Linked DNA regions of Homo sapiens: region 2 is linked to region 1. Evidence: read pairs that join two places in POLR2A ChIA-PET (ENCODE). Cell type or tissue: OCI-LY7. All regions are shown on one strand. Links, peaks and the distances in the headings refer to the core of each region. The heading gives the core; the rest is flanking DNA.

Region 1 (9,082 bases), core at 2,841-6,840:
TGAGGTTCAATGGCTTTGAGTTCGGATTTGGGCTTTACTACTAACTAGTTGTTTGACCTTGAGAGGGTTATTTAGTCTGAACTTCAGTTCATTATCCGTAAAATGTGGTAGTAAGACTGCCCAGCTCATAAGGTATGGTTAATTAATGAGATAATGAATAGAAAATACTTAACCGATTTCTTAAAGTACAGTGAGAATATATGCTTGCTAGTAGCATTACTAATATTAGTAGGGTTTTTTTTTAAATTAAAAGTAGAAATTTTCAGAAATGTCTTTTTTTTTTAAGACAAACTCTCTGTTGCCGAGGCTGGAGTGCAGTGGCATGATCTCAGCTCACCCCTAGGCTCAAGTGATGCTCCCACCTCAGCCTCCCACAAGCTGGGACTACAGGTGTGCGCCACCATGCCTGGGTCATTTTTGCATTTTTTTGTAGATATGGGGCTTTGCCACATTGGCCAGGCTGGTCTTGAACTCCTGGGGCTCAAGTGATCTGCCAAGCTTGGCCTCCCAGAGTGCTGGGATTAGGCATGCGCCCCCTCACCGGACGAAAATGTCTTTATAGCATCCATATGATAATTTGGTTTACTTCGTAAACATAATGATATGGTAAGTTTCAATAGATTATCTAATATCGAACTATCCTTATATTCCTGGAATGAACTCTGCTTGGTCATAGCATATTGATTATTAATTATATTCTTAAAATATAACTAACGTATAACAACTATTGTTTAACACAAATTAAAACACTTTTAAGATTATGTATACTTCATGGCTTTAAAATAATTACAGAATAGTTTTATAAAATTGCAGTGAAACTTTTTCACACATAGGAAAATGTTATATGTTCTATTATGTGCCTTTTAAGAATGTATGCCCCTCTGAAATAGTATATTATTTTGACAGTCTAAGTCCTCTTACTTAAGATTGATTTTAGATTGAGAATCTAGCAGAAAAGTGAAATAAATACATAGAGAACATTTATGTAATTCACATTTAATGTTTTTTTTTTCCTAAAAGCATTTTCATCCATCAAATATGGACTTTTTTCTTATTTCCTCCTTTTAAACTTGAAAAGTACTATATTAAGGGCATTAGAAACGTGGTGCTGCATAACATAAAGATATTTCATTTTGAAAAAGAACTTGGGTTCCATTTTGCATACAAACTTTAATATAAATAGAACCTGGAATTCCAGTAAGAACCACTTTAAATAATCATAATAGCTACCATTTATTTAGAGCTTACTGTGAGCCAGGAGCTTTTCTAAGTGCTTTACATGTATTAAATCATTTTATTATTTAAGTGCAGCTCTATATGACGGGCACTGTTACTGTTCTAATGTTACCAGTAAGGAAACTGATCCAGAGAGGTTAAGTCCTTTCCCAAGCTTACACAGTGACTGATGGGCAGAGACTGGATTCAAATTCAGGCATTCTCTCTGTAATCCCAGTACTTTGGGAGGCTGAGGCAGGCGGATTGCATGAGCTCAGGAGTTCGAGAGCAGCCTGGGCAACCTGGTGAAACCCTGTCTCTTTTCCTTACTTTCTATTTCTATTGCCACCACTCCAGTTATCACACACTTAGATTACTTATCTCTCTTGAATTAGTCTTCCTCTTCTTTTCTCACTCACCTAGTACATCTCTGCCCTAACATCCCACATATGATAAAGTTTATACATTTTAATTTAATTTATATATTTTAACTCAGGGTCCTCAGGAACCTACAGTCTCAGTTACTCTGTTAACCCCATTTTCTATTACACCAGCCACAAATGCTCTCATATAACCAAGCTGTGGCTGCCTACTGTATACTAAACATTCATTGATTTACAGTATGTCGTGTAATTCTCTCATCAGCTTTTAGATACTATTATTATTTCCGTTTTAAAGAAACGAAAACTGAGGCACAGAGAAATTAACTGGTAGAAGGAACCCACAGCTTATCAGGAGAGCAGTCAGAGTTTGAATCCAGTGAGCCACTCGTTGGAGGTGGGTTCTTCAGCATGGTCTTTCATAGGGGCGGAAACCTCGTTCAGGTATCCTATGCAGTTATCTTGAATCAGAATCTGTGGGGTGATTTATTTATCTAGTGAGTGATGCCTAGCACCTATTTACATGGTCAGAGAATGCCTCTCTCAGGAGCTGACATTTCAGCCAAGGCCTGGGAAGTACAGGGTGGAGGGTGAGGGGAAAGGAGAGCATTCCAGGGAAAGGAGATGTTGTGTGTAAAGGTCTGGAGCTTATTCCCTCATTTGTCAGCAGTGTGAATGTTTATCTTTTTGACATCATTCTTACGTCTTTTGGCAGCTTAAGCCAAATATATCAATCTATTTTTTGAGATTTACTCCTCATGTGATTCTCATACAGTTGGCTTTTATTTTATTTTATATTTTATTTTATTTCGAGACACTCTTGCTCTGTTTCCCAGGCTGGAGTGCAGTGGTGTGATCTTGGCTTATTGCAGTCTCCTCTTCTCGGGTTCAGATGATCCTCCTGCCTCAGCCTCTTGAGGAGTTGGGGCTACAGGCGTGTGTTACCACGCCCGGCTAATTTTTGTAGTTTTAGTAGACCCGTGGTTTTGCCATGTTGGCCAGGCTGGTCTTGAACTCCTGGCCTCAAGTGATCCACCTGAGTTGGCCTCCCAAAGTGCTGGGATTACAGGCATGAGCCACTGCACCCAGCCGGAGGTAGGTTTTAATAATCATATTTTGGGAGGCCGAGGTGGGTGGATCACCTAAGGTCAGGAGTGCGAGACTAGCCTGGGCAACATGGTAAAACCCCGTCTCTACTAAAAATAGAAAAATTACCTGGGCACGGTGGCCTGTGCCTGTAATCTCTGCTACTCGGTAGGCTGAGGCAGGAGAATTGCTTGAACCTGGGAGGTGGAGGTTTCAGTGAGCCAAGATTTGCCACTGCACTCCAGCCTGGGAAACAGAGCGAGACTCCATCTCAAAAACAAACAAACAAAAAAATAGTCACATTTTACACATGAGAAAAATTGAGATTCATAATACTTAGCAATGTGTAAAGGTCATATAATAAGTGGCAGGAAAAAAATGGCAGAGATGGGATTATGCTTCAGGCTCTCTGAATTCTGCGCTCTTTCCTCATACTGTTGATCAGTCATTCTACATGTAACCATGGATAATAATTTATACTCCTCCCATAACAGATGGATTTATCTTCCTAACCAGGTTCTACATTAGTAGAGTTTAGGGACCCTGTTTAGTACTTGTCTCCCTCATAAACACCAACTACTGCGTTATATATAAATGGTCAGTAAATAAAAGTTGTTTCCATGTATCAGTTTTGCTAAAGCCAGAGGCATTTCAGACCATTTTTCCTATGGTAAAATAAAATTTTGATAGTTAAAAAGTTATTTGCAGGGTACATGCATCATTTTTCTAAAAACAATAAAGCTATTTATAAAGAAATACCAGGCAGTGGTTCTGAAATACATGGAACATAAAAACTAAATTAAAGATCTAAGGCCAACCTTACTTGTTTTGCAGATTTATTCATTTGCTCAGCACAATTGGTTGGAAGAGAATAACTTCAGTTTTGCAGACTATCATTTACATTCTCTACTAGCACAGATAAGCAGATAAAACAGTCATGGACACTCCTTTCAGAACCACACATGATCCCTGAGTTATGTATCACCCATTTTGTGGTTGTAATTCTATTGACTAGTCACTAGCATTTGAATCTGTCATCTTGCAAATACAACTTTCTTATCAATGACTGCCCTATGGTTTTATTCTTAGTTACTTTTGGTAACTGGTTGGATTGTCTTGTTTTCCTTGTCATGATCTTTTTAAACACGTATTCTTAACATCTGAATTCTCTTTGGTTGCAAGTGACTGCAATGTGCAAACACCTTTAATTCAATCAAGTGAAAAGGGGGTTTATTGAGATGGCAGGGGTGTGGTTCACAGAATCACCAAGTCACAGCAAGGGTAGGGGTGCAGTTGGATTTCAGAAGCAACTGGAACCTGGTTTTGAGCCCTGTTAGGAATCTCTCCATCTCTTGCCTCTGATTCTCTCTTGCGGCCAGCTACTTGCTCCATATGGTGAGGAGCATCGCCACTGCAGTTCCACATTTTACAGCTGCAGCAAGAAAGAGGTGGACCTGACATCCCCTCTCATTCAAGGCTTCCCCAAAATCCCAGGAAAGCATTCTAATTAGCCCAGCTATCCTGGATTGACCTGGAAATTGTCTCATTTGCCCCTATGGGGTCTGCTATGGCACAGGGCTCAGAAACCCTGACCTCACCTGGAGCTAATTTTGACTGACCCATGTCAGCTTATGAGAACTGTATCTGCCAGCTGATTTTTAGTTTAGACTGGCTGCCCTGAAGAAGCCCTCTGTCTTTCTTTGCCAAAGGCAGTGTCTCTGTTGGCTCGCTGAGCTTCCTTTCCAGCCTAAGGGGACATCTGCAGTTTACTCAGCATGTTTGCAAATCTGAGAAAACTGACAATCCCTGAGCTTCTTCTGTGAGGGAAGCTCAAGTCACCTGTTTCACCACCTGCTGTGCAACTGCAGGTGACCCGTTTGGATGTGTCTTTTTCTGTTGAGAAACATTACTGTTTATAACAGAATAATACTTAACATAGAATGACAGGAAATAACAATACTAGACAAATGTTTCTCTTTAAAAGAATGGGACCGTTATCTTGCATATCAGTTCTTCTAGCTACTAAAGGAAAAGGTCCCAAAAAAGAAATAATACTTTACATTTACACCACAAGTTTTTCAAAGAGATAAAGTGGGAGGCTAAAGGTCACTGTCATCTTTCATCTTATGAACTGTTTTTTGATGTTATTTTCTTCAGAACATTAAGAGCAGCCAACCACCTGGTTCCCTCATTATGCAAAATTATTGCATTTTAAGATCAGATTGGATGTTATTTCCAGAACTGTAAGCATTTCTAATTTGTAAGAGCACTGGTTTTTTTTGGTGCAAAAAGGATCGTTTTTGGAATGATTATACTGTAATAACTGTAGAAGAGATAGTTTTATATGTGGTTGGTTGTGCTGTCACTTTAGTTAAATTCAAAGGCATTTATAATTATTCACCATTTGCAAGACATTCATATGTGCATTCTATGAGACTGCTAAAGGTAAGTAAGGTATAGCTTGTGCTTGAGTCCTAGAGGAGCTAAATGGGTATGATGACTCTCCTCCCAGAGGAGGGTGCATCATGACAAATGTCACCTACCCTGATTCTACTAAACCTATGCCACAGAGAGCACAAGCACAAAGGAGCTGCGTGCACATTCCACTCAGTGAGTCTGTGCCCTGCAGTAGGTGGACAGTGAGAGCCTGTGAATGTGAATCTGCCATTCCTGCAGGCTCACTTGGTTCCTGCATGCCTCCCAGAGCATGAACATTTCTAGGGCTTAAAGGTATCCATTTTGCATATAACATGGCGTCTAAATACAAGTCAGCAGTAACTTCTAGTGCTTACAAGGAAAAGGCAATCAGTTTTAATGGTGGAAATGCCACTATTTTGGACTTCTTGTAGGGCTATGTGACAGTCTCCAGCAGTGGCTTCCTATGGGATTTTCAAGAATAACCTGGACGATAGAAGATTTTTGCCTCATATGTTGTTTAGAATTTATCACCCATGTAAGATGCGAATCTACTGAAACAGAAACATAAATAAGGTGCGTTCTGTGTTTCTATGTAGAAGAGAGTATTTAATCCTAACTCATGTATTTATTTTGGGGAAAAGTGTCAGGGAGGATGTGGCATTTGAGCAGAGATTTGAGGGAAGAGAAGGATTTTTATAGGTGGGAATGGGTAGTGGAAGGAATAAATTTCCAATTCAGCAAACCATGTAAGTTAATATGATGTTCAGGGAATAGTGAATAGTCTAATAAGGTTTGGAATATGTGGGCTTTATTATAGGAAGAAGAGGCCCTAAATATAGGTTTGGATCAGATTGTGGGGGAGGGTAGCCTTGAAAGCCACTGTCACTGTAAGAGTTTGGATTTTATTCTGTATGTGATGGGGAACCATTAAGTTGTGTGTGTGTGTGTGTGTGTGTGCGTGTGTCTGTGTGTGTGTGTGTGTCACAGAATGAAATTAGCAGATGTATCATTACCAGAAATGGTCAGGATAGAATCCTGAAGTTTCAAAATAGGTCTTTATAGTCCTACCTATTCCTTTCATGGTGGTCATTATCCAGGAAGCAGCTGAAAGGAGATGATGTCTTTCAGGGGATAGCGGTGTTTAAGGATTAAACACTCTTATTGAAGTGTGTGTGGACTAAGAGGAAATGAGGGACATAGACTATCAGCCCATTGTGCTGCTATTGCCTGTATATTATATATGTTATAAACCTACTAACAATTCAGTGTTATAGTTGTTGCTTTATGAAATGTGATGTCTTAAGGAAATTAAGAGAAGAGCAAAAATTTATGTTTACTCTTTTCTGTTTACTCACATACTTATTTAAAATTTAAAAAATTTATCTATGTATTTTTATTACAATTTTAAACATAACATAAAATTCACGATTTTTACCATTCTTAGGTGTATGGTTCTGTGGTATTAAGTACATTCACATTGCTGTGCACCCATTATCACCATCCATCCACAGAACTGTTTAATCTTCACAAACTGAAACTCCGTACCTGTTAAATACTTAACTCCTCATTCCCTTCTGTTCCCAGCCCTGGCAGCCAACATTCTTTCTGTCTCTTTGAATTTCAGTACTCTAGGTACCTCATAGATGAGGACTCATGCAATATTTATCCTTTGGTGACTGGCTTCTTTCACTTCGTGTAATGTTTTCAAGGTTCATTCATGTTGTAGCGTGGGTCAGAATTTCCTTCCTTTTTAAGATGATATAATTTTCTATTATATGTAAATATCACATTTGTTTATTCATTCATCTGTTGATGGACACTTGGGTTGCTTCTACCTTTGGCTATTGTGAATAATGCTGATGTGAATATGGACGTACAGATATCTGTTTGTGTCTCTGCTTTCAGTTCTTTTAGGTATGTACCCAGAAGTGGACTTGTTGAATCATGTGGTGATTCTGTTTATTTTTTTGAGGAACTGCTGTGCTGTTTTCCATGGTGCTGCACCATTTTACATTCCCACTAACAGTTCACAAGGGTTCCAGTTTCTCCAGATCTTTACCAATACCTGTTATTTTGGTTTTTTGATAATAGCCAACCTAATGGGTATGAAGTATCTTACTGTGATTTTTACTTGTCTTTTTCTAATGACTTTGTGATATTGGAGAAATGTCTACTTAAGTCCAGTGCCCACTTTTTTTTCTTTTTTTTTTTTATTATACTTTAAGTTCTAGGGTACATGTGTACAACGTGCAGATTTGTTACATATGTATACATGTGCCATGTTGGTGTGCTGCACCCGTTAACTCATCATTTACATTAGGTATATCTCCTAATGCTATCTCTCGCCCCTCCCCCCACCCCATGACAGGCCCCGGTGTGTGATGTTTTGCACTCTGTGTCCAAGTGTTCTCATTGTTCAATTCCCACCTATGAGTGAGAACATGCGGTGTTTGGTTTTCTGTCCTTGCGATAGTTTGCTCAGAATGATGGATTCCAGCTTCATCCATGTCCCTACAAAGGGCATGAACTCATCCTTTTTTATGGCTGCATAGTATTCCATGGTATATATGTGCCACATTTCCTTAATCCAGTCTATTACTGATGGACATTTGGGTTGGTTCCAAGTCTTTGCTATTGTGAATAGTGCCGCAATAAACATACGTGTGCATGTGTCTTTATAGCAGCATGATTTATAATCCTTTGGGTATATACCCAGTAATGGGATGGCTGGGTCAAATGGTATTTCTGGTTCTAGATCCTTGAGGAATCGCCACACTGTCTTCCACAACAGTTGAACTAGTTTACAGTCCCACCAACAGTGTAAAAGTGTTCCTATTTCTTCACATCCTCTCCAGCACCTGTTGTTTCCTGACTTTTTAATGATCGCCATTCTAACTGGTGTGAGATGGTATCTCATTGTGGTTTTGATTTGCATTTCTCTGATGGCCAGTGATGATGAACATTTTTTCACGTCTGTTGGCTGCATAAATGTCTTCTTTTGAGAAGTGTCTGTTCATATCCTTTGCCTTTTTGATGGGGTTTTTTGATTTTTTCTTGTAAATGTGTTTAAATTCTTTGTAGATTCTGGATATTAGCCCTTTGTCAGATGGGTAGGTTATAAAAATTTTCTCCCATTCTGTAGGTTGCCTGTTCACTCTGATGGTAGTTTCTTTTGCTGTGCAGAAGCTCTTTAGTTTACTTAGATGGCACTTGTTTGTTTTGGCTTTTGTTGCCATTGCTTTTGGTGTTTTAGTCATGAAATCTTTGCCCATGCCTATGTCCTGAATGGTACTGGCTAGGTTTTCTTCTAGGTTTTTTATGGTTTTAGGTCTAACATGTAAGTCTTTAATCCATCTTGAATTAATTTTTGTATAAGGTGTAAGGAAGGGATCCACTTTCAGCTTTCTGCATATGGCTAACCAGTTTCCCCAGCACCATTTATTAAATAGGGAATCCTTTCCCCATTTCTTGTTTTTCTCAGGTTTGTCAAAGATCAGATGGTTGTAGATGTGTGGTATTATTTCTGAGGGCTCTGTTCTGTTCCATTGATCTATATCTGTTTTGGTAACAGTACCATGCTGTTTTGGTTACTGTGGCCTTGTAGGATAGTTTGAAGTCAGGTAGCATGATGCCTCCAGCTTTGTTCTTTTGACTTAGGATTGTCTTGGCAATACGGGCTCTTTTTTGGCTCCACATGAACTTTAAAGTAGTTTTTTCCAATTCTGTGAAGGAAGTCATTGGTAGCTTGATTGGGATGGCGTTGAGTCTGTGAATTACCTTGGGCAGTATGGCCATTTTCATGATATTGATTCTTCCTATCCATGAGCATGAAATGTTCTTCCATTTGCTTGTGTCCTCTTTTATTTCGTTGAGCAGTGGTTTGTAGTTCTCCTTGAAGAAGTCCTTCACATCCCTTGTAAGTTGGATTCCTAGGTATTTTATTCTCTTTGAAGCAATTGTGAATGGGAGTTCACTCATGATTT
Region 2 (9,082 bases), core at 1,967-5,966, 980 kb before region 1:
CTGAGGTTTGTCAACAGTCATGAGAATAAGCTGGAGGCCTTGAGATAACAGCAACCCCAGCCAACAGCTTGACTGCAACCTTATGGGAGACCCTATGCCCAAACCACATAGCTAAGCTGCTCCCAGATTCCTGACCCACAGAAGAATGGGTGAGGTTTATTATCTCACTTAATAAAAGTCAACAGACCTTTGTTTTAAACTGCTAAGCTCGGCGTAATTTGTTATACAGCAATAGATAACTAATACAAGGAAGAGCTGTTCAGTAAATGGTCCAGATGAGCTGCACACAAAAGTAAAAAGTCTTTAAAAAATGTGAAGACAATATAAAAGAAAACCTGTGACCACATGAAAAGGGAGAATTTAAGATTTTTTTTTGTAAAAAAGAACCATAAAAGATTGTTAAATTCAACTACAGAAAAAAAATCTTAATCAAGTCAGCTGTTGAATGTAAAACAAGCTACCAATTAGATGAACATATTTATAATAAACATAATGTCACAAAGGATTTACTAGTATATAGATCTAAGAGAAACCCTTGCTCACACGTACTAAGAGACATATAAGAATGTTCATGAAAAATGGGGAGGGGAAAAGCAACAGGGAAATGGATAAAATACCATAGTATATTCTTACACTGGGAAGTTATACGGCAAAAAAGATATAAGAATTACAACTGCCTACATCAACATAGATGAATCATAGAAATCCAATGCTGAGTTAAAACAAAAACAAAATAAAAACCATGTTGCATATGACTACCTAGACTATAAAACCATTTTTTAAAAAGCTCTGTTTACCTGCCTACATTACACCTGCCACTATTTTTGTTCAGGCCCTCACCATTTTTCATTGGGACTAACCCAGCAGACTCTTTCTCACATTTCCAATTTCATTCCAATTGATACTCATCTTCTATAATGTGGGCACTATAGCTGCAGTACCCAGTAATGCTACTTGTGAGTCTTGAACACTTTACATGTCACTAATCTAAATTGATATATACTCCAACTGCAAAATACACACTAGATTTTGAAGATTTACTATGAAAAAGATGTGAAATACTTCATTAATTTTTATATTGACGACTTGTTCAAACAATAATCTGGATAGATTGGGTTAAGTAAAATATATTGTTAAAATTAATTTCACCTGTTTCCTCTTATTTTAGTGTGGTTAATAGAACACTGAAAATTACTATGTGGTTTGCATTTTTGCTTCCCATTGTATTTTTTTGTACTGGACAGAGCTAGTTTAGAATGATGCCAAACTGATCTGAAATAAAAATCTGATCATGTCCTTCCCATTTAAAGGAATTTCCTCAATTGTTTTTCAACCTAAATTAAACAAAAAATGCTCCAACTTCTTAATTTGGCATAAAAGGCATGGCTGATCGATCCTCAACTTTATCTTTCTAGATAGATTTATCTGCAGTCTATTCACTGCCAGGTACTGTATGATTCTGTCACATTATACTGCTTACTGTTCCTGAAACATACCATGTATTTATGTCTTAAATGTATATGCTTCTTCTTCTGGGAATGCCCTGTCTCTGATTAGCTCATCTTTTAAGGCCCTACCCAATTCCCTGTGGTAGAACTCATGATTCTTCTCTTGAGCTATCATAGACATTAACTCTATTATATATGAACTCTACTATAGGCATTTTTCTTGTGTAACTTGCTTTCTAAAAAATAAAATGGGGCCGGGTGCAGTGGCTTATGCCTGTAATTCCAACACTTTGGGAGGCCGTGGCAGGAGGATTGTTTGAGCCCAGAAGTTCAATACCAGCTTGGGCAACACAGTGAGACCCTGTCTTAAAAATAAAATAAAATAAAAAAATTAAATGGAAAAATGAATTTCCTAATATAACAAGTAGCAAATAAATGGCATACTGCACTACAGCTTGTTGCTTTCAAGACTATCACTTCTACTGCTCCTTTGCCAGACTGTCATGTCTTTGCACCTGGTTTTGTTTAGGATTTTCAGTGACTAGCAGAAAACCTGGCACATAGCAGATGCTCACTAAATAACTACTTAATTAAGGAAAAAATAATTTCCAATAACTTATAAATAAAACCATATTTTGAATCTTACATAATTATTATTTTAAAGCTTTTTGTTATAAGGATAGATAAATATCATGACAGCAATTCTGGTCTTTATCTTATAGAAAGAAGGGACAAAAGCACATATTTTATATTAAACAAAGTACAAAATTATGAGGGCAAAATATCCAACTATCTCACTTCTCCCTATATTCTACTGCTATTTTGATCTAGACTGGAAGTTATATACTGGCAGCCTGTTGGTAAAACCCGGCCTGCAAATATATTTGTGTGGCCTTTCCAGTATTACAAAAAAATGTGAATTTGTTGTCATTGTTTTAATATCAGGGTATTACACATAAAAATTTGGATTTCCTGCTTTTCCTGAGTGTGTATGGGAAAGCTGAAGAATGGCAACATCAGACCTACATTCTCATAAAGCAACAATCAGAGAGAACTGAGTGACAGATGTCACTTATGGCAGAGTATGTGCTTTCCAGGTTATCCGCTTCTCCATTGTCTTAACAGCCCTCAGGATGTGTGTTAGTTGCCAGTAAGTAATCAATGACATACTATTCTTTTTCTTCCAAACATCTTGCTTCACTCATTTACTTTAGAGGGTGGTTCCTATGACCATTTCAGTTTCCAACCCTAGTCTAAAATGAAGGAGTACTGGTGTTCTGATTTATATTTTCTGGCCACTTTTGAAACTTATTTTCCCATATACTCCTACCCCATGAAGAATGACTGAAACTACTGACATGGAATTCTATCTGCACAGTGACTAGTAAGAATCCAGGGGCGGGGTGACAGCAAGCTTCTGTTTAGTCAGAAAAGTTACATGTTCACATACAGCCCCAAGTATCCAGAGAAACAGTCCCACTTACTTCTCTGCCCACCAGACCCATACTAGATGACCACCATGGCAGATCTTATTCAGAGAATTGTAACCTCAGGGTGAATAGTACAGCCTGGTTTTCCAGAGCACTAGTCTCCAAAGTAGACTGGAGTACCAGAAGAAAATATGTAAACTTCTATTTAGATCTACTTTCAGACTTAAATAAGGAATTGAAGCTTTATTGCAATTAATATACCACTGAAACCCATGCTGGGCATGCACATCAGAAGGTCACATGTCAGTACAGCATGCTGGGTATCCTGAAGGTAAGGGGAATCTCATACATGGAAGGACAGACAGTGATAACCTCATCTATTCTTTCACTTTTAGTGTTCATGCATTACAATGTGAGTGGGCCTGGATTTATGGAATAATTTGTCTAGTTTTAACCAAATCAACCTTCACAAAATTGACCCATGGCTTTAAAATGTCTTCAAAGAAATAGATTGGTAACACACACACTCATGTATAAAAGAGAAAATGGAAGCATTCATACTACTCTATGATTACAATCAACAGCCATATTACAAGGTAAAAACAGACTACTTAATCAGATCACAAGACGGTGGCACAACAATAAAAAATTATCAGAATAGTATCTGAAGCAAGGATTTAAAAATATAAACAAAATTTGCACTGAGTATATAATATACCTTAAGATACTAACTGACATAGTAAAACATGCATCTTAAGTTGTAGATGCATATTGTGGCTCTGTCCATAAAATTTTGCACTAATAGGAGTGCAAAAAAGACTCTGGAGGCTGGGCACAGTGGCTCATGCCTGTAATCCCAGCACTTTGGGAGGCTGAGCCGGGTGGATCACCTGAGGTCAGGTGTTCGAAACCAGCCTGGCCAACATGGTGAAACCCCATCTCTACTAAAAATATCAAAAAAAATTAGCTGGGTGTGGTGGTGGGCACCTGTAATCCCAGCTACTTGGGAGGCTGAGGCAGGAGAATTGCTTGAACCTGGGAGGCGGAAGTTGCAGTGAGCCGAGATCATGCCACTGCACTCCAGCCTGGGCGACAGAGTAAGACTCTGTCTCAAAAAAAAAAAAGACTCTGGAGGCTGGGTGCAGTGGTTCATCTCAGCATTTTGGGAGGCCAAGGCAGGTGATCGTTTGAGCCCAGGGGTTCGAGACTGGCCTGGGTGACATGGTGGGACTCTGTCTCTATAAAAAATTATAGAAGTAGCTGGGGGTGGTGGTGTGTACCTGCAGTCCCAGCTACCCAGTAGACTGAAGTGAGAGAAAAGCTTGAGCCTGGGGAAGTCAAGGCTGCAATTAGTTGTGATCGTGCCACTGCACTCCAGCCTGGGTGACAAGAGTGAGACCCTGTCTCAAAAAATAAATAAATAAAATTTAAAAAGAGTTTGGAGCCTTAACTTCTATTGCTAGACCATGCTAATTCTGAGGATTCTACTGGAGAATACTAGTATTCACCTGGTTTATGAGTGTTGTTTACACGTTTCTAGTTGCAGGATCTTCATTGCTATTTAATTTCATCATTAATCTGAAATCATCTATTTAAATTTCTTTCTGTCCAAGGTTTAGTTTATCAAAGTGATAACTGAAATCTTCAAAAATAGATATAAAAGTATATTATGTATGAGTGTTTACATGCAAAAGAAATGTATGCTGGTTTTAAGTCAAATGATCATTCAGCACTTAAAATGAAATATTATAGCACGTTTGCCTTTACAATCAAAAGATTAGATGCCTAGAGCCAAGGTATGATTTTTATGAGTCAAAGTCCAAAATGTTTACTAAAGTTATTCATTTCAAAAAAGTATTGTTTTTGATGGTGGTATTTCAGTTTATTCCCACTGGGAAATAAAGTCAGTTACAAAGTGCTTCAGTTTCACTCTATCTCCCTTTGCTTCTAATGTACAATAGTAGAAAATTCTAAATAGCCTGCCAAGATAATTCCATAATCCTTAAAAATTTGGATTATGGCCGGCTGCAGTGGCTCACGCCTGTAATCCCAGCACTTTGGGAGGCCAGGGCGGACGGACTACCTGAGGTCAGGAGTTTGAGACCAGCCTGGTGAAACCAGGTGAAACCCCGTCTCTACTAAAAATACAAAAATTAGCCGGGCAAGGTGGCACACGCCTGTAGTCCCAGCTACTTGGGAGGGTGAGGCAGGAGAATCACTTGAACCTGGGAGATGGAGGTTGCAGTGAGCTGAGATCATGCCACTGCACTCCAGCCTGGGTGACAGAGCAAGACTCCGTCTCCAAAAAAAAAAAAAAAAAAAATTGGATTATGAGAAGTAAACTCTAGAGTTCCTACTGAAATAAACAGCTAGAAGTTTTTTGCTAACTCCTAATCATTGTATGTTGAAAACACATTTATGTCACCTTAAATCTCTGAGGAACCTAAATATATTTATTTAAAAATCATTTATCAGCCAGGCGCGGTGGCTCATGCCTATAATCCCAGCACTTGGGGAGGCCGAGGCGGGTGGATCACTTGAGGTCAGGAGTTAGAGTCCAGGCTGGCCAGCATGGTGAAACCCCGTCTCTACTAAAAATACAAAACTTAGCTGGATGTAGTGGCGAGCGCCTGTAATCCCAGCTACTCGGGAGACTAAGGCAGAAGAATCTCTGGAACCTGGAAGGCGAGGTTGCATTGAGCCGAGACCACACTACTGCACTCCAGCCTGGACAAGACAGAGACTATATTTTTAAAAATTTAAAATATAATTTATATTTTTAAAAATAGAAATCATTTTCTAATTGCTCTACTATTTTCATGTCTTCTGGAGTGAATCAATATCCTGATTGTTGATCTGGCTGGCTGTCTTGAAGTAAGCCTGTCACTCTGTGGAAAACTGACAGCATTTGTTGCCACTGACATAATTTGAATTTTTAAGTAAAAATTAGTTTTCTTCATGTGTTTTAGGATATTTGATATAGGCTCAACTTGATTGTCCCCTCCTGCTTCTATCCCTGTCTAGCGGCTTTATGGTCATGGTCATTTCTGCTTGGCCTTCTGAGTCCCCTGGTCCACAAACACACCTTATGATGGGACCCCCAAACCACCAACATAAGTGAACATACACGTTATCACAAATCCAGACCTTAAGCCTGCAAGTAGATTGGTCCAGGTCTTGAGAGGCTATATATATCTCTTTATTTCTACACTTTTAAGTACTCAGCTCTATTTAAGTCGTAAATCCAGATAGTTGGTTGAGCTTTCTTCAGATTTATTAATAATTACCAAATTTGGGAATAGTCTTTCTCCCTGCCGTATTTTCTGTTCTGTTTCTGGTCCCCAGTGGTGTTTACCTCATCAATTCTCAATGCGTGGTCTGTGGACCCCTGAAAGCTCCCAAGGCTCTTTCAGGAGTTCATGAAGGTAAAACATTTTCCTAACGATACTAAGACATTATTTGCCTTTTACACTGTGCTGACATTTGTACTGATGAAGCAGATAAACTGGTGGGGAAAACTGCCGGGTTTAATAAGAATCAGGAAGAATACCAAACTCTATTTCACTGCCACATACTTGCAGTTAAAAACAAAAAACCAAAAACAAAAAAGAACAAAAAACCCCCACCAGTTTTACTTAAGAATGTCTGATGAAGCAGTAAAAATTTTATTAAACCTTGACCCTTGAGTTCTCTTGTCAGTAGGATAAAATGGGAAATGCAAATAAAGACTTTTGTTGCATACCAAATACAATGGTTGTCTCCAGAGAATGCATTTAAGCAACTGAGTTGTAAGCTGAACTAGTGGCTTTTTTTTGTAACCACCAAATTTCTCCCATCTTCACAGTCAAACAGCGGTTTATGCTGTCTTCACTTTCTTACCACACATTCATTCAGCCTACTAAAATCTGGCTTTTTGATTTTACTGAAACTGCTCTTGCTAACTAGTCCTTATTTTATCAACTAGTCCTTATTTTACTTTACCATTCTATTGCACCTTACGTTTTGGGGTACTCTTTTCTTGAAATTCTAATAGTGATGCCAAGGCATTATTTCCCTCAATTTTCCTAACCATTCCTTCTCTCCTTTGCAGGCAGATATCTGCTATATCTGCAGCCCAAACTCATATTTTAAATTCTAGATCCATATATATAGCTGTATCCTATAGGATACCTCCAAAAGATCTAAAGAGACCACAAACTCAATACATCTGAAACCTTTGACTTCCCATAAAATCTGCTCCTCCTCCTCTTAATGACATTACCTTGAATATGCTAATGGCAACGAAGTCAGAAAGACAGCAGTCATCTTAGGGTCCTCCCTCTTTGTTACCTTCCATATATATTCTAATTTGTAACCCCCTTTTGTAAACCCCTTCAGTCCTACTGAAACTAATTTTAGGCCCTCATAATTCCTCAATCAACAGATTTCCCTTCCTCCAATTCTAGCCTTTCCAATTCATCCTTTTAGAAATTTTCATTTTGTCGGCAGTTAGAGGGATGGATTGGAAAGGTCAGAATTGGAGGGAGAAATCGATTGATTGAGGAATTATGAGTGCCTAAAATTAGTCGTATCATTGACTTGTTTAAAGCCTTTAAGTTCCCATCCCCTATGGCAGGGATTCTGGGCTTGAATGGAATAAACACTCCAATATTCCATACCCTGCACATATGCATTTTCCTAAGGAAAGGGCCCAGATTCCCAAAGATTAACCCCAGAAGCAGCCGACCTCTGAAATCTTTTCAGAACAATCTCAAACCGTACCCTCCAACCTAGCATATATTCCAACTAACCCCCAATTACTTTTAAGTTCTCATACAGGGTTATGCTGCTTCAACATTTCCTTCCACTGAACATAAGATTCCTTCTGCCTAGAAAGCCACTCCCCAAGTGAACCAGTACCCATCCTTCAAGTGTTCTCTCAGCTATGAAGTCCTCCCTAGTTCCTCCAAGCAAATGCTCTCTCCCTCATTTCTTCTACTATTCTTTGCATACACCTTTATCACAGTTTATTACATGGCATTTTTGTATTTTGTATGTCCTTCATCCTTAATAGATCATGAGAAAAAGACCATGTTTTATTCATGTGGTATGCTAGTGTTTAGTACAGATCTGGTATAAAATAGTCAAATATTTACCACACCATTAACAATGTGTAGTCTTTTCATAAAAGGCTCTCCTGTGTAATAACAAGCTGTTCAAACTGAAAGTATTTCTGTAAGATGCTTAAAAAGGGATATTTTTCAAAATACATCAAAACACGAATGAACTTATCACTAGTGCTTGAAATATTAAGGAAAAAGCTAAGTCTACAGTTGTTTAAAAACTTGACAAAAAATATAAGCACAGATATAAACAACTGCCTCTTCATTTAAGTGGAAATCTAAATTATTAGTTATACATTTAATTATAATCCTCAATGAGACTAAATCTAGATATAAGACTTTCTTAACGTTCATATTTGATTAGCCTCGTTAATGAGATTTTCCTCTTGCAATTTTTAAATGCTTTAATCATGGTTTTCTTTATACTTAAATCTGGACTTAGGTTTAAAAAAATCAAGTATATTTATTTATGCGTCTTTCAAGTAGTCATTTGTGTGAAGTCAGCACTACTTCAGTTTTCAGAAAACACACAAAATGTTCAGTGAATGGTGAAATTGCCTAACCCCTTGCGCGGTTACAATGGTCCAAGTAGGAAATCACATTAGGTACCCATCAGAGAAACTGAGTTTCTACGCTGCTTTTAAAAACATCCTCGGTAGGTTATTTAGAACAGGAAATTGAAAGTTCTTATTCTTCTTCACCACTCTATCACTAAGGAAAAGGGCGAAAAAGCTATGGATGTAAATGCTGCTGTCTATAAACACAACTTGCCTGCAGAAATATGTAGTGGGCCGCGAAGTTTGAAGGAAGCCCGCAGTGCCTGGTATATTCACCAACTCCTCCAAGTAACTGATCATTGCCAAGGTCGAATTAATAAGCGTTCTTTGATGTTAATGATTGTGAGTGTTCTCAGGAAAGGACTAAAAGCTGACTTTCTAAACAGGATGTTGTTTGGAAATACCCCAAACAAACTCGATGTCCATTCCTAACGTGTTATTAAGTGAACCGATCTGACTCGATGCGTTTTGTTAAAAGGACTTTCTTTAGTTTCCCTGGCCCACAGTTTATTTTTTTACTATTTTTAACTCGGAGCCCATCTTAA

Evidence for each region. Peaks named below come from ENCODE experiments on the same cell type or tissue, not always from the same donor. Only the 100,000 strongest peaks of a DNase experiment are listed, where the experiment ranks them.
Region 2: POLR2A ChIA-PET joins it to region 1 with 7 read pairs; 1 of 35 experiments calls an interaction of 5 or more read pairs at or near these places.

What each region holds. Positions count from the first base shown.
Region 1 is chr7:107,086,214-107,095,295 of GRCh38, forward strand. The region is part of intron 2 of PRKAR2B (protein kinase cAMP-dependent type II regulatory subunit beta); the gene reads left to right. Among named protein-coding and RNA genes, the nearest start is that of PRKAR2B-AS1, 11 kb to the left of the region's middle. In OCI-LY7, for the core only: no CTCF peak of the experiment used is centred there; DNase peaks (open chromatin) are centred at 4,098, 4,488, 5,298, 6,067 and 1 weaker place; H3K4me3 peaks cover 4,000 bases; H3K27ac peaks cover 4,000 bases.
Region 2 is chr7:106,102,562-106,111,643 of GRCh38, forward strand. The region is part of intron 1 of SYPL1 (synaptophysin like 1); the gene reads right to left. Among named protein-coding and RNA genes, the nearest start is that of SYPL1, 5.2 kb to the right of the region's middle. RefSeq lists an enhancer at 8,981-9,082. In OCI-LY7, for the core only: no CTCF peak of the experiment used is centred there; no DNase peak of the experiment used is centred there; H3K4me3 peaks cover 1,798 bases; H3K27ac peaks cover 714 bases.